Linked DNA regions of Homo sapiens: all the other regions are linked to region 2. A link is a contact called in ENCODE Hi-C or POLR2A ChIA-PET data. All regions are on one chromosome and are shown on one strand. The core of a region is the stretch at or near the end of the contact, and the rest is flanking DNA. Distances in the headings are between cores, read along the strand shown.

What was found. A loop is a pair of places that touch in the nucleus more often than their neighbours do. ChIA-PET counts read pairs that join two places held with the same protein, here RNA polymerase II (POLR2A). Pooled maps may share reads with other maps.
Region 1: a map of CD8-positive, alpha-beta T cell shows a loop between it and region 2 (8-fold over the local background). The contact joins the enhancer-like site here to the promoter of GEMIN8 in region 2. A Hi-C loop is called at or near these places in 4 of 168 maps with a recorded cell type or tissue (CD4-positive, alpha-beta memory T cell, CD8-positive, alpha-beta T cell and naive thymus-derived CD4-positive, alpha-beta T cell), 16 of 37 single-sample maps with no recorded cell type and 16 of 50 pooled maps. POLR2A ChIA-PET finds 5 or more read pairs at or near these places in 3 of 52 experiments (T-cell, activated CD4-positive, alpha-beta T cell and naive thymus-derived CD4-positive, alpha-beta T cell).
Region 3: a loop to region 2 is called in a map of naive thymus-derived CD4-positive, alpha-beta T cell, with 5 times the contacts of the local background. The contact joins the enhancer-like site here to the promoter of GEMIN8 in region 2. A Hi-C loop is called at or near these places in 1 of 168 maps with a recorded cell type or tissue (naive thymus-derived CD4-positive, alpha-beta T cell), 11 of 37 single-sample maps with no recorded cell type and 8 of 50 pooled maps.
Region 4: a map with no recorded cell type shows a loop between it and region 2 (29-fold over the local background). The contact joins the enhancer-like site here to the promoter of GEMIN8 in region 2. A Hi-C loop is called at or near these places in 5 of 37 single-sample maps with no recorded cell type and 4 of 50 pooled maps.

The regions. Positions count from the first base shown.
Region 1 is chrX:13,086,422-13,089,121 of GRCh38, forward strand. All of the region lies in intron 3 of LOC105373133 (a long non-coding RNA gene), which reads left to right. Among named protein-coding and RNA genes, the nearest start is that of FAM9C, 43 kb to the left of the region's middle. RefSeq lists enhancers at 934-1,153, 1,224-1,383. Within about 2 kb of position 1,315, at least 12 of the 41 ENCODE cell types and tissues checked have a DNase peak (open chromatin) inside an H3K27ac peak, as active enhancers do; they include CD8-positive, alpha-beta T cell, where a contact is called at or near this core.
Region 2 is chrX:14,028,490-14,031,189 of GRCh38, forward strand. It overlaps GEMIN8 (gem nuclear organelle associated protein 8), which reads right to left and starts at 1,403. Exons shown (of 5, transcript NM_001042479.2): 1 at 1,288-1,403. RefSeq lists enhancers at 992-1,492, 1,493-1,993 and silencers at 1,370-1,569, 1,604-1,743.
Region 3 is chrX:13,252,880-13,255,579 of GRCh38, forward strand. No RefSeq gene overlaps it. Among named protein-coding and RNA genes, the nearest start is that of LINC02154, 49 kb to the right of the region's middle. RefSeq lists an enhancer at 1,434-1,553. Within about 2 kb of position 1,357, at least 3 of the 41 ENCODE cell types and tissues checked have a DNase peak (open chromatin) inside an H3K27ac peak, as active enhancers do.
Region 4 is chrX:14,672,044-14,674,743 of GRCh38, forward strand. The region is part of intron 7 of GLRA2 (glycine receptor alpha 2); the gene reads left to right. Among named protein-coding and RNA genes, the nearest start is that of GLRA2, 140 kb to the left of the region's middle. RefSeq lists enhancers at 1,141-2,340, 1,784-2,078. Within about 2 kb of position 1,313, at least 2 of the 41 ENCODE cell types and tissues checked have a DNase peak (open chromatin) inside an H3K27ac peak, as active enhancers do.

The DNA.
Region 1 (2,700 bases), core at 65-2,564, 940 kb before region 2:
AAGGCTTCTCTTCTATCTACAATACCTTTGTGCAAGATATATCATCTTAAAATCTTGCAATTTGATTGCAGTTGAAATTAATGGTGCAAGAGGTTTTCTTTTTTGTTTGCTTTTTTCTTCATAACGGAAGTGTAATCTCCTTGCAAAGCTTGTGAGCATGCATCCTAAATTGTGAACTTCATCTGCCATGGAAGGGAAAACCTTGACCCAATACCATTGGGATCTAAAAGTGTGATTCCTAGGATTCTGAGCATACTACACGAGATTTAAGGCCCCTTTCAGACTCTGCATTAATGCTTGTTCAGTAGTGATAAATAACATTGATTGGTATTGAGACCAGATTAATAACAGAAGGCAGCTAAAAGGTATTCCCTCTTAGCCTAATTTCCCAAAGGGCATCACTCAGCTGCATTAGTGGGGCGAGGCTCTTCCTTCTCTAAGTGGTGTCTTTAGAAGCTTGAGGGATTATTGCTCAGGGGAAAATGGCTCAATCTGCGGGATTCTTTTTCTTTTTGAGATGGAGTTTTGCTCTTGTTGCCCAGGCTGGAGTGCAATGGCACAATCTCGGCTCACCACAGCCTTCGCCTCCTGGGTTCAAGAGATTCTCCTGTCTCAGCCTCCTGAGTAGCTGGGATTACAGGTGTGCACCACCACGCCCAGCTAATTTTGTATTTTTAGTAGAGATGGGGTTTCTCCATGTTGGTTAGGCTGGTCTCGAACTCCCGACCTCAGGTGATCCACCCGCCTCAGCCTCCCAAAGTGCTGAGAGGGATTCTTAAGAGCAGCTGAGAAAGGGCCCTGCACTTCAGCTGGCTCCAGTTTGTCATCCTTTGTCTGGTATCTTCAGACAAGACATTGCAATAAGAAAAAATAAATACAGTGTGAGAAATCAAATGGTTTTTGTCAAAGTGTAAAAGGGACTGCATCTGACTAACACTGGAGTTGGACAGAAGCCATAAAGGATGTTTTGTGTGAATGTTTCCGGCTGCAAAATCTACCTGACTGTTGCACTGAAACCACAACTATCTATCACATGCTTGTGAGAAACCCCCAGGAGCTTCCTGTTTCGTGTGGGTCGTGAGAAGATTGCACAGCACAGTACAGCTTTCATTGTCTTTGAGCTAATCTTAAGCTAGGAGAAGGAAGGAGAATTCACATTTTGTATGTTTAGTTATTTGTGAAGTCTTTACACCCATAAATCGATTATGTATAAATTAGTATACAGATTCACTACCATGGAGAGGATACTGTGTACATCTGAGGATACTGTGTACATATGGTTGAGTCACTTCACCTAGGCCTTGGGGAGGAGTTGGGGCATCTCCAGGGTAAAGTAATGTGGTTTAGCACGGGGACTTCCAAGGAAGCATCAGTATGAGATAGGGGAACATGGCTGACCAACGGCAAGATGATGCCCCATGATGGAGCAGATGGGATTGGCGTGGGAGGGGTAGTTTGTGAGACCAGAAGACTTGCAATCTCTCCTGCTGAGACCAATACCAACCAAAGAATAATTAGAGAGCATGGAGGACAACATGATCTCATGTGAATCTCACATCATACCTTACAAGTTAACTCTGTGTATCGCCTAAGGAACGGCTGAAGCTTCTTTTCTTGTAAATGACAATAGACACATATCCAGTGCCATTAAGGACAGCATCTGGTCACCCAGTGGCCAATAATGTCAAAGTTCTGATCACAAGGTGAGCAGTTTCCTGAAGATAGAAGAGTACGATGGCCACAGCCATGGGTTCCAACATAGCCACTCTCTGGGGCCACCAGACACCCTCCTCACACTCCGCAGAGTTTGCTTAAATGTGCTCTGAGCTGGATGCATTTGCTAAAGGTTTGTCTCTTCCCCTTTGTTAACCCAAGAAAACAGAAGGACGTCTCAGCTAGACCCCAGCCGCTGCCACCCCATCTCTTCTCCAACTCTGCTCCGGCAGCTGGCGTTTCCTGTGTTCTCTCAGTGGGTTAAGAGAATGGTGGTGGCACATTGTCCCTTAATTAGACTGCAAGAGCAGCCATCTCCTGCTCAACTTGCCTGGGCAATCTTTTTATTCATCATACCTGAAAGTAACAGTAGTGGCTTTTTGTATGGCATATGTTATATGTAATCATGATGACCTTCTTATAAGCAGAAGAGTGGAAAAAATACAGGAGGAACTTAGAACTGACATTCTCACTTCCATCATGTGGATTAGACTATTAGCATGTTGCTGTGCCCCCATTTCATGTTATTAATTAATTAATTAGGGATCAGGTTGGGCGTGGTAGCTCACATTTGTAATCCCAACATTTTGAGAGACCAAGGCAGGAGGATCACTTGAGCCCAGGAGTTCAAGACAGCCGGGGCAACATAGCTAGATGCCACTGTTTCCATAAAAAATAAAAAATAAATTCAGGCATGGTGGTATGTGCTTGTGGTCCCAGCTACTTGGGAGGCTGAGGTGGGAGGATTGCTTGAACCTGGGAGGTCAAGGCTGTAGTGAGCTGTGATCGCACCACTGTACTCCAGCCTGGGCAACAGAGCAAGACCCCGTCACAAAACACACAAAAAAGGATCAGCAAGCTTAGGTGAAATATTATTTTCGTAAGTGAATTTTTCATTATGAAAAGTTCAATAAATTTTTCATAAAACAGTATTTTTTATAAAACAATATTTAATTTTCAAAAGCAATATTTAATAACTAAGAAATT
Region 2 (2,700 bases), core at 153-2,652:
GGCTGAATTTCCTCTTGTAGAGAAGTTGTTCAAAAAAAGTTCTGTACCTACTTTGCAAACTCTCCAATTTACACTCTAGCCTTAACTGTTCAAAACTTTCCCCCGTCATTCTCATCTCACCCTATCCTTTAAAAAAAAACCCAAAATGATTAATCACCATCTATAGAACAGTTTCAGAATGAACATTTCTCTCTGGAACTTTAGTTTGTATACTTCCCCAGCACAGCAATGAACACACAGAGGGGATTTATACACCTGTGAACTTGCTTTCAGTTATGCTTATTCCAAGTTACTAACCAGCAGTCTTTAAAAATATATGGTTTCTGTTCACATTGAAATTACAAAGAGACTGTTATTCCGATAAATTATGCTAGCAAAAATAGTATTTTTAAAGGGTAGCTCTCATCCTACAATTCATGGGGGCTGTGAGCATAAATAATCCTAGAAGTGTTGCGTTACTAATCTTTAGTCTAGATTTTTTAAGTAATATTGTTCTGATTTGAGATGAAGAACAGCTGAATACACAGCCTAGCCTGTCAAACGAGTTTAAAAACATCATTCCTGAAAAAAATAAAATTGTTCAGAACCATCTGATCTGTACTAAGGGAACATCAAGATTTCAGAGCTAAAATGCACTTCGTTGGCCACTGGTTCAATTACAGCTCATTACTGATAAGTGGGCAGAGACACAAGGCCCATAAACTGTAGGCGCCAGATGTCTCAAGATAACTCCCACCAAAAGCTGACCTCCTGCAGAGGTTAAAGTGCAAGAGAAAAGAAAGAAACCCGAATTTTTGAGCAGAGAGGGCAATATCCTAGACATCCTTCAAGTATGTGGCTGTCCTGGGCGATCTTCTATTCAGATACTGGACTGGATGGGCAAAATCCGAATTCACCTACAGACCTTAACACGGTGGTTCTCGGCACCCCAGAATCACCTGGGCAGCTTTAAAAACTACCGATGCCAGGGCCCCACTATTAGAGATTCTGATTTCATTGGTCCGGGATGGGGGCCCGGGGATCAGAATTCTTAAAGAGTCGTCCAGTGATTCGGAAGCACTGCAGAGCTGAGAGCCTCTGGGACTGGTCCCCTCTCACAATTAACCTGCAATGATTTAGGAATCTCATGGGCCTCCGGCCCCACCTTTTGTCGCGGGATTAAGATAATTATGAGAGCAACGTGACGTCCAAGACCTCGGCTCTCTGCGCATCAGAAGAAGCCAGGGCCCGGGGCGTCTAAGCTCCTCCCTCACTCCCCAAAGGAAACCCAGCCGTCCCCGAAGTCACCTCGTGGGCGCGCAGCTTGCGGATCCTGGGCGTTGGCCGCGCAGGGGCCTAGTTTTCCTTGGAGAGACAGAGGGGGAGTGGGGGACGCGAGGGAGGCGGCTGTTGCCGGGGCGACTGGAAGCGCGCTTCCGGTGCGGAACACGTGGCGTGGCGCGGCGCGCCGGAAGTCCCCCCCTGTGTCGCGGACGTCACGTTCGCACCGCAGGCGGTGCAGTGCTGGAGGCCGGAAGCTGCCTGCTAATCGGCTACCCCGAGTGGAGCGCCGGGGCGGCAGGCGTGGGATGGCTGCGGGTGGCGGGGCCGGCGGAGAGGGAGCTGCACCGGGCGGGGCACTGGGACTGTGGCGGGCACCCGCGCCGGGGGTCGGACGGTGCTTCTGCACCGGCGAGATAAGGGTCGCTTCTGCACCGCCCGGGTTTCCAGCCTTTAACTTTTTGTCCTTTCCTCAGCTTTCTTCGTTTTCCTTCCCTTGTCTTTACTTAGCCTTTTCTTTCTTCCTTTCTGTTTTCTTTCTTAACTAAAACAGTTTTAGTTTCTTAATTTGTCCCAGCGTAAAACACCCAGTCTTTGAAAATAGATTAACCCAGATCTCAGTTTGAGTGCGAGTCCAGTGCTAAGTTTGTAACTTCCCCAAGCCTCGTGTGTCTCATCTATAAGATATGCATAACCTAATGCAGAGTGCCTGATGCATTGCAGCAGACAAAACATTAGTACTAATATGTTTGTAATTATAACCATCACAGCAATACCTGCCCTGTTAACATTACAAGAGTCATTAACAAGAACCAAGCATAAACAATTAGAAGTCTTACGTGACATATCATTTCTGGGGCAATTACCATATTTAATACTTTCTGGGAATTTATTCCAAGGAAAAACAGGTACGAACCAGATAGATGTTTATTACAGAATTATTTTAAAAAGTGAAAATTGGAAAAGACCTAAATGCCCAACAAGGAAATGGCTAAGTCAATTGGGTGGTATTAATGACGTGACATTACTGTATTATTCCTGGACTACAGAAGAATTAAAATGGTATAGAAGAATATTAACTTTAACAAATATTTACTGGATGCCGGCTATGTGCCAAGTATTCTATGTTAGCGCTGTCCATTGTAACCACTACATGTGGCCCTGAGAACCTGAATTGTAGTAGTCTGAACTGAGATACACTGTAAGGGTAAATTACACTCTAGATTTTGAAGAAGAATGAGAAAAAGAATGTAAAATACCTCAATTTCTTTATAGTGATAACATCTTAGAGAAGGACTATTGAGGTTAAAGACTAAAATTTGATCTTTATCTTTTTACTTTATTAGTGTGGCTACTAGAACATTTAAAATTATATATGTGGCATGCATTGCATTTCTATTGTACCGTGGTATTCTATTTACCGGATACACAGTAGTAAAC
Region 3 (2,700 bases), core at 107-2,606, 780 kb before region 2:
GGCACAAGTCATGGGATATTACTTTCAAGATTAAGTTCTAAAGAATGTTATTTCAGCTGTGCTTTCTCTCTGACTCTTCTCATTTGTTCTCTCTGGTGAAGCAGGCCATCATATTGGGAACTGCTCTACAGAAAGGCTCATGCAGCAAGAAACAGAGGGTGTCTTCTGGCCAATAGCTAGCTAGGAATGGAGCCCTCAGTCCAACAGGCTTTGAGGAAGCGAATCCTGCCCACAACCACTTGCATGAACTTGGAAGTGTCTTCTCCCCCAGCTTAGCCTTGAGATGATTATAGCCCCTGCTCAACACCTTGATTCCAGCCTTGATTCCGTACAGACCTTAAGAGACCTGAGCCAGAGGACCCAGCTAAGCCACTCCCAGATTCCTGTCCCATAGAAACTGTGAGGTAATAAATATTGTTGTTTGAAGTTGTTATATTTTAGGATTATTTGTTATGCAGCAATAGGTGACTGATATACACACTAAAGTCATTCCACTCTTAGGTCAGTGGTATAATATTATGTCATCGAGTGCAGCAAAACACAGCTGTGAGGGCAAAGTGTTAAACTTGAACTCTAGTCCCTAATGGGTAGAGAGGCACCCTGAGGTAGGGGGAAAGCAACCAACCATGACACACAGAAGTGAAGGCTACTGAGAAATGAAAGAGAATCAACCTGTAGCATGGAAATGGGAAGTTCATTATTTCCAGCAAGAAAACAAAACGATGCAAACTGGGCACGATAGGGGTGGGCAGAAGTAAGCAGAAGAACAAAGAGTGGTGGTAAGAATATCAGGTGGAGTTTCCACTGCAGTAGGGAAGGGGCACTGGAAAGAAAAAGATCTAGTGTTCTAGGAGCACTGGGGATTCATGGAATAAAATGGTGATTGTGGTTTCAGATTAAACCAAACCATTTCCTATACAGCAGAGAAAGACACTCTCCTGTCTTCACTCCCCACTCCACCTCCGCCAGTTTCCTTTCCCTAAAGTGAGATTTTAGAAATACATACTTACAGGCAGTAAAACCAGGGAATTTGTAAAACTTTTAAGCTTGATTGTAGTCTAGACATAATATGTGTTATGTTTTTTTAAAATCAGGCTTGTATTAGGGTCAAATGATATGTGTAGTCCATAGATTAGGTATTCAAGGATAATACAAATGAAATATTCTAGGCAGTCATTACACTCATTAGACACTTGCCACTCAAAGTGTGCTCCATAGCTTTCTTCCTTAAATCTACACTCAACATACTTCACCAGCCAGGCTAGAGGATGCAACTCTATGATTATTTTAAGTTTACTTCATAATCTTGCGATTTCACCTGAAGCAAAGATACCAGCTTTTCTCTCAACAGCCAAATCTCCCACACTCTCATTTTCGATAGTCACAGCAGGAGTTTGAGTTTCTCTTTCTAGAAGGATCTCTGGCTGGGACTTGCTGTTCCTGTACAGCTTTTAGAACCTCATGCATGCACTTCTATTTAAAAGTTGTCTGTCTACAAATGCTTAAGAGAGCAGACAATCTGGTTTATCCTTCCCTTTTAGGTAGTTTGTGCTGGAAAGAAATTTCTATGTTTTTGTGACAAGAGGAGACAAGACCCTACAAAAAGAAGGCATGATAGAAGATAGGTTGGGAACAAGGTCAGTATTCAGCTCGTAAGCACCAGCATGTCTGACTGGATGATAAAATATTGAAGTACAGGACTTCAGTGCCGGTTAGGCAATGAACACTGCCCTGAGCCACCTGGGGGCCCCCTCTGCATGACTCAGCATGCATGGCCTAGCAGGGTTCTTCAGGACAGCTTAACTCAAGGGCCATGATATTCTATGTGTTCTCATTTTGTGTCCCACACTTGGTGAATCCTGGAGTAGTTTATGCTTAGGAGTCAAAAGACCCGGGTTTTATCTGGCTCCACTGTTTGCACACCTCATCACAAGGTCTTAGTTTCTTCACCTACAAAACATAAAGTAACTGTTAAATCAACTGTTTCTAAAGTGTCTTGTGCCATAACAATAAAAGCTACTGTAGCTTTTGAGTTTCTTGTCCAGTTATAATAATGGGCTCTCACATCTTCTATCTGCTAAGGTGCTTTCTTGTCCCTTAGGCCTATGGAGTTGCCCAGAAAATTCAGCTATAGTTTTGTAGCTAGCATAGAGGATTGGGAGGTTGAGGCTTCCTCTTCAGGGGTGGTTGTGGTTGTGGTTGTTGTAGGGATGTTTAACTCTTTGTCACACATCTCATTTTGGAAATACATTTTCAAACATGCTGCACATTTGCCCATCTTCTCAAAGAAGGTGTCAAGCATTGTTTCATCTGCTGTGTCTCAAGGCACACATCATGATCATCAAACATTGCCGTCTTTCCCTGGTGTTGGTCTCCGTTTAGGATTGCGAGACAAAATGAGTATGTCCAAAGCATACTTAGTTAAAAATTATTCACTATTTATGTGAAATTCAAACTTAACTGGGTTTCCTGCTAAATCAAGCTAGTCTAAGTCTCCGCTAGCCTCTTCCATTTCTAATGTGTTGCCTCTAATCTGTGGCAGGGTGGGGTTGAAAATGGAGCTCGAAATTATAGAGTTGCCAAGAGTATAAAGTTCTCAATTCTTTTCCATTTACACTCACTTCTCTATAGCTTCAAATATTATCTGTCTTCTTACCAAACCTATTTTCCCAACTCCTCTCCCCTGAGTTCTAGGACTCT
Region 4 (2,700 bases), core at 63-2,562, 640 kb after region 2:
AGCAGAACCCTTGAAAATTATCAGCCCGATCCTTTTATATCCCAAGTGGGAGTGTGAGACCCCAAATCGTGAGATAATGTGCCCAAATTTGCAATGTGAGCCAGTGGCAAAGCTGAGGTCCACATTTTTGGCATCTTCTCATGGCTCTCTCTAACACAGCCTTGCTGCTTTCTCTTACTTTAGATAGTCATACTGGATTGATTTCCGCCAAGGGGCTGAGATTGATCTAAACTTTCTGAAGCAGATGTATGCAACTGATATGTTAGAAACTGAGGCACTCAATGAGCCCAACCAAAATATTTTCACACTTACACTTTATCTTTTAAGCATTCTGTACACTTCCATATTGAAAAATAATAATGCTATCTGATGGCATGGCCTTTTATTTCTTCAAAGAGCTTACACATCTACTTATGTCATTTTACTCAAGAGGCAGTAGGATTTCTTTTTAATCATTACAGACTCCTGTAGGCTAGTATCTATTGCAAATAGGTATTTAACTATTAATGGGTGATTTGTGCTTCTGGTTTTTTTGTTAAAGAGAAAGGAATGGAGCTGACTTGTATCAAAATGCTGCTCAACTATAGGAAGTGGATACAGTAGAGACATAATCTTTGGTAATTTATAACTAACAAAAAGTGAGATCAACAGCCCAGCCAGAAGCTTTTGAACCACATTAATTACAAACCTTTGACTGACCTGTAGCTCCTTTTCTTGTTTTCTCCTCCCCACATGGAACCTGGAGCGTGGTGGATGCCTGGAATTTTTCCATTTCAGTTTCACTTTGAATAGTATGAAACAGTAGGTAGCTGATTAACTTCAAGAGCTTTAGGTTAGAACACACTAGGCTTGAGCGCCCAGAGTGCCATGCCAAGAAGGGAAGGTGTCTGGCAAGTTGGCTCCTATCGAGACATCCTTGATGATCTGCAGCCTCCACTGTGAGCTCACATTAAAGTACAGAGCTGACACTAAATCAGTCCACAAGCCAGAGTCTGGGTCGGAAAGCTTCTCGGCTACCACTGACTCTACCATTCAATTGAAATTCATATTTCACACTATACTCTCATATATTAAATACTCTATGGCCCTCCACTAAAGGAATCCCTGTTCTCATCCCCAGGATGTAGCATCACAGTGCTCAGAGGGTTCAGGTGCATTGGTGGAGAAGTTCAGCACCAGAAGGGGCCTCTTTGTATCCTGGAGTTATCACAAGATTCTAGGTATTCTGAGGAAATGATTTCTCCATCACTGCAACTTGAACTGGGCTTCTAAGACTGCCTCTATTTTGTACTCCAGAATCACCCATTCCCTACATATCTTACCCACTGTTCATCTCAGGAGTACATCATCCATAATTGTTATGAGATGATGACGCATCTGCACATAGTCACTTAACACAGGTACACCCACTCACTCTGGTAAGGTTCTGAGTTTGAGAAATGGTCAGGGGTGAAAGGTTTGGCCACTGCTTCCTTCCTGATTTGGCTCCTCATCCCACTATAGGAGGCATAGGCAACTTGGAAATCATAAACCAACAAGCTCAGTCCAGGGAGTGGAGACCTGTCAGCTCTTCCATATTCCTCTACCCATCACTATAAACCTTACCCACCATTCCAAGGCCTTTCCAAATAACAGTTATTAAACTTCCCTCTTTTATTTCCTTGCTTGTAAGTATGAATTTTGAACCTGGGTTAGGGTAGGGAGTAAATGCACAAATAGTATACAAGTAGTCGAGGCACTAATTGCTGACTGAGAAAACAAATGAAGATTGCGGTTATCTGCCATCTATGAACACTTATCTTCACAGTATGTCCATGGCTGCAGGTGTGACAGTGCTACTGTTGTTTCTTGCTTGCCAGTCCCACTGCATGTACCTTCTCACCTCTTTTCCACATCAGATGTTGTCATCTGGTGTAAGCACAGTCTGTGAGTAATTCTTCTGACTCATCGCCAGAGAGGGAGGTTCCCACAGGGGTCAGTGAGGCAGAAAAGCACAGAATTTGGAGTCAAGCCAGATTTAATGCAAATCGCAGCTCAACTATTCTTTTGCTGTGTGATCTTGGTAAAGTTAATGAGTGAACTCAGCTTCCTTATCCTTATAATGGAGATAACTCATAGAATGGTGGTGGTGTAAGCTTTTTGTTGATGATAGTGGTGGTGGTGATTTTGTTCTGTTTTCTTTTTGTAACAGCATATATCAGTCCCCATGATATACAGGAGTGCTCACTGCAATGAAGTTCCATTTATGTGAACTTAGATTATGTGAATTTAAAGCAAAGCAATATAAAAATACTAACAAAGTCTTAGTCCATGCACAAAACATCAAATACAAGATATTTTACTTTACATTATTCCTGTGGGGAAAACTGCCTTGAATTATGCAAGTTTTGAATTATGCAGTGTCTTCAGGGGCTCATCCCTTACAAGCCAATGTGTCTGAGAATCTACAATCTGCCAAATGAGTGTTAAGTTTTATATAAAGTATCTTATTCAATCCTTCAATGACCCCATGAAACTGGAATGTGTGGGCCCCTACTTTGATATGAAGAAATCAAGATTCAAAAAGGTTAAGTAATTTTTCCAAATTCATTGGTCATTCACCTAGGATTCAAATCCAAGTTGGTCTAGCTTCAAAAATATTCATTATTTTTCCTTTTTTTTCTTTCTTCCATATCTTCATAGTCTCCCAGTTTTTCTCTT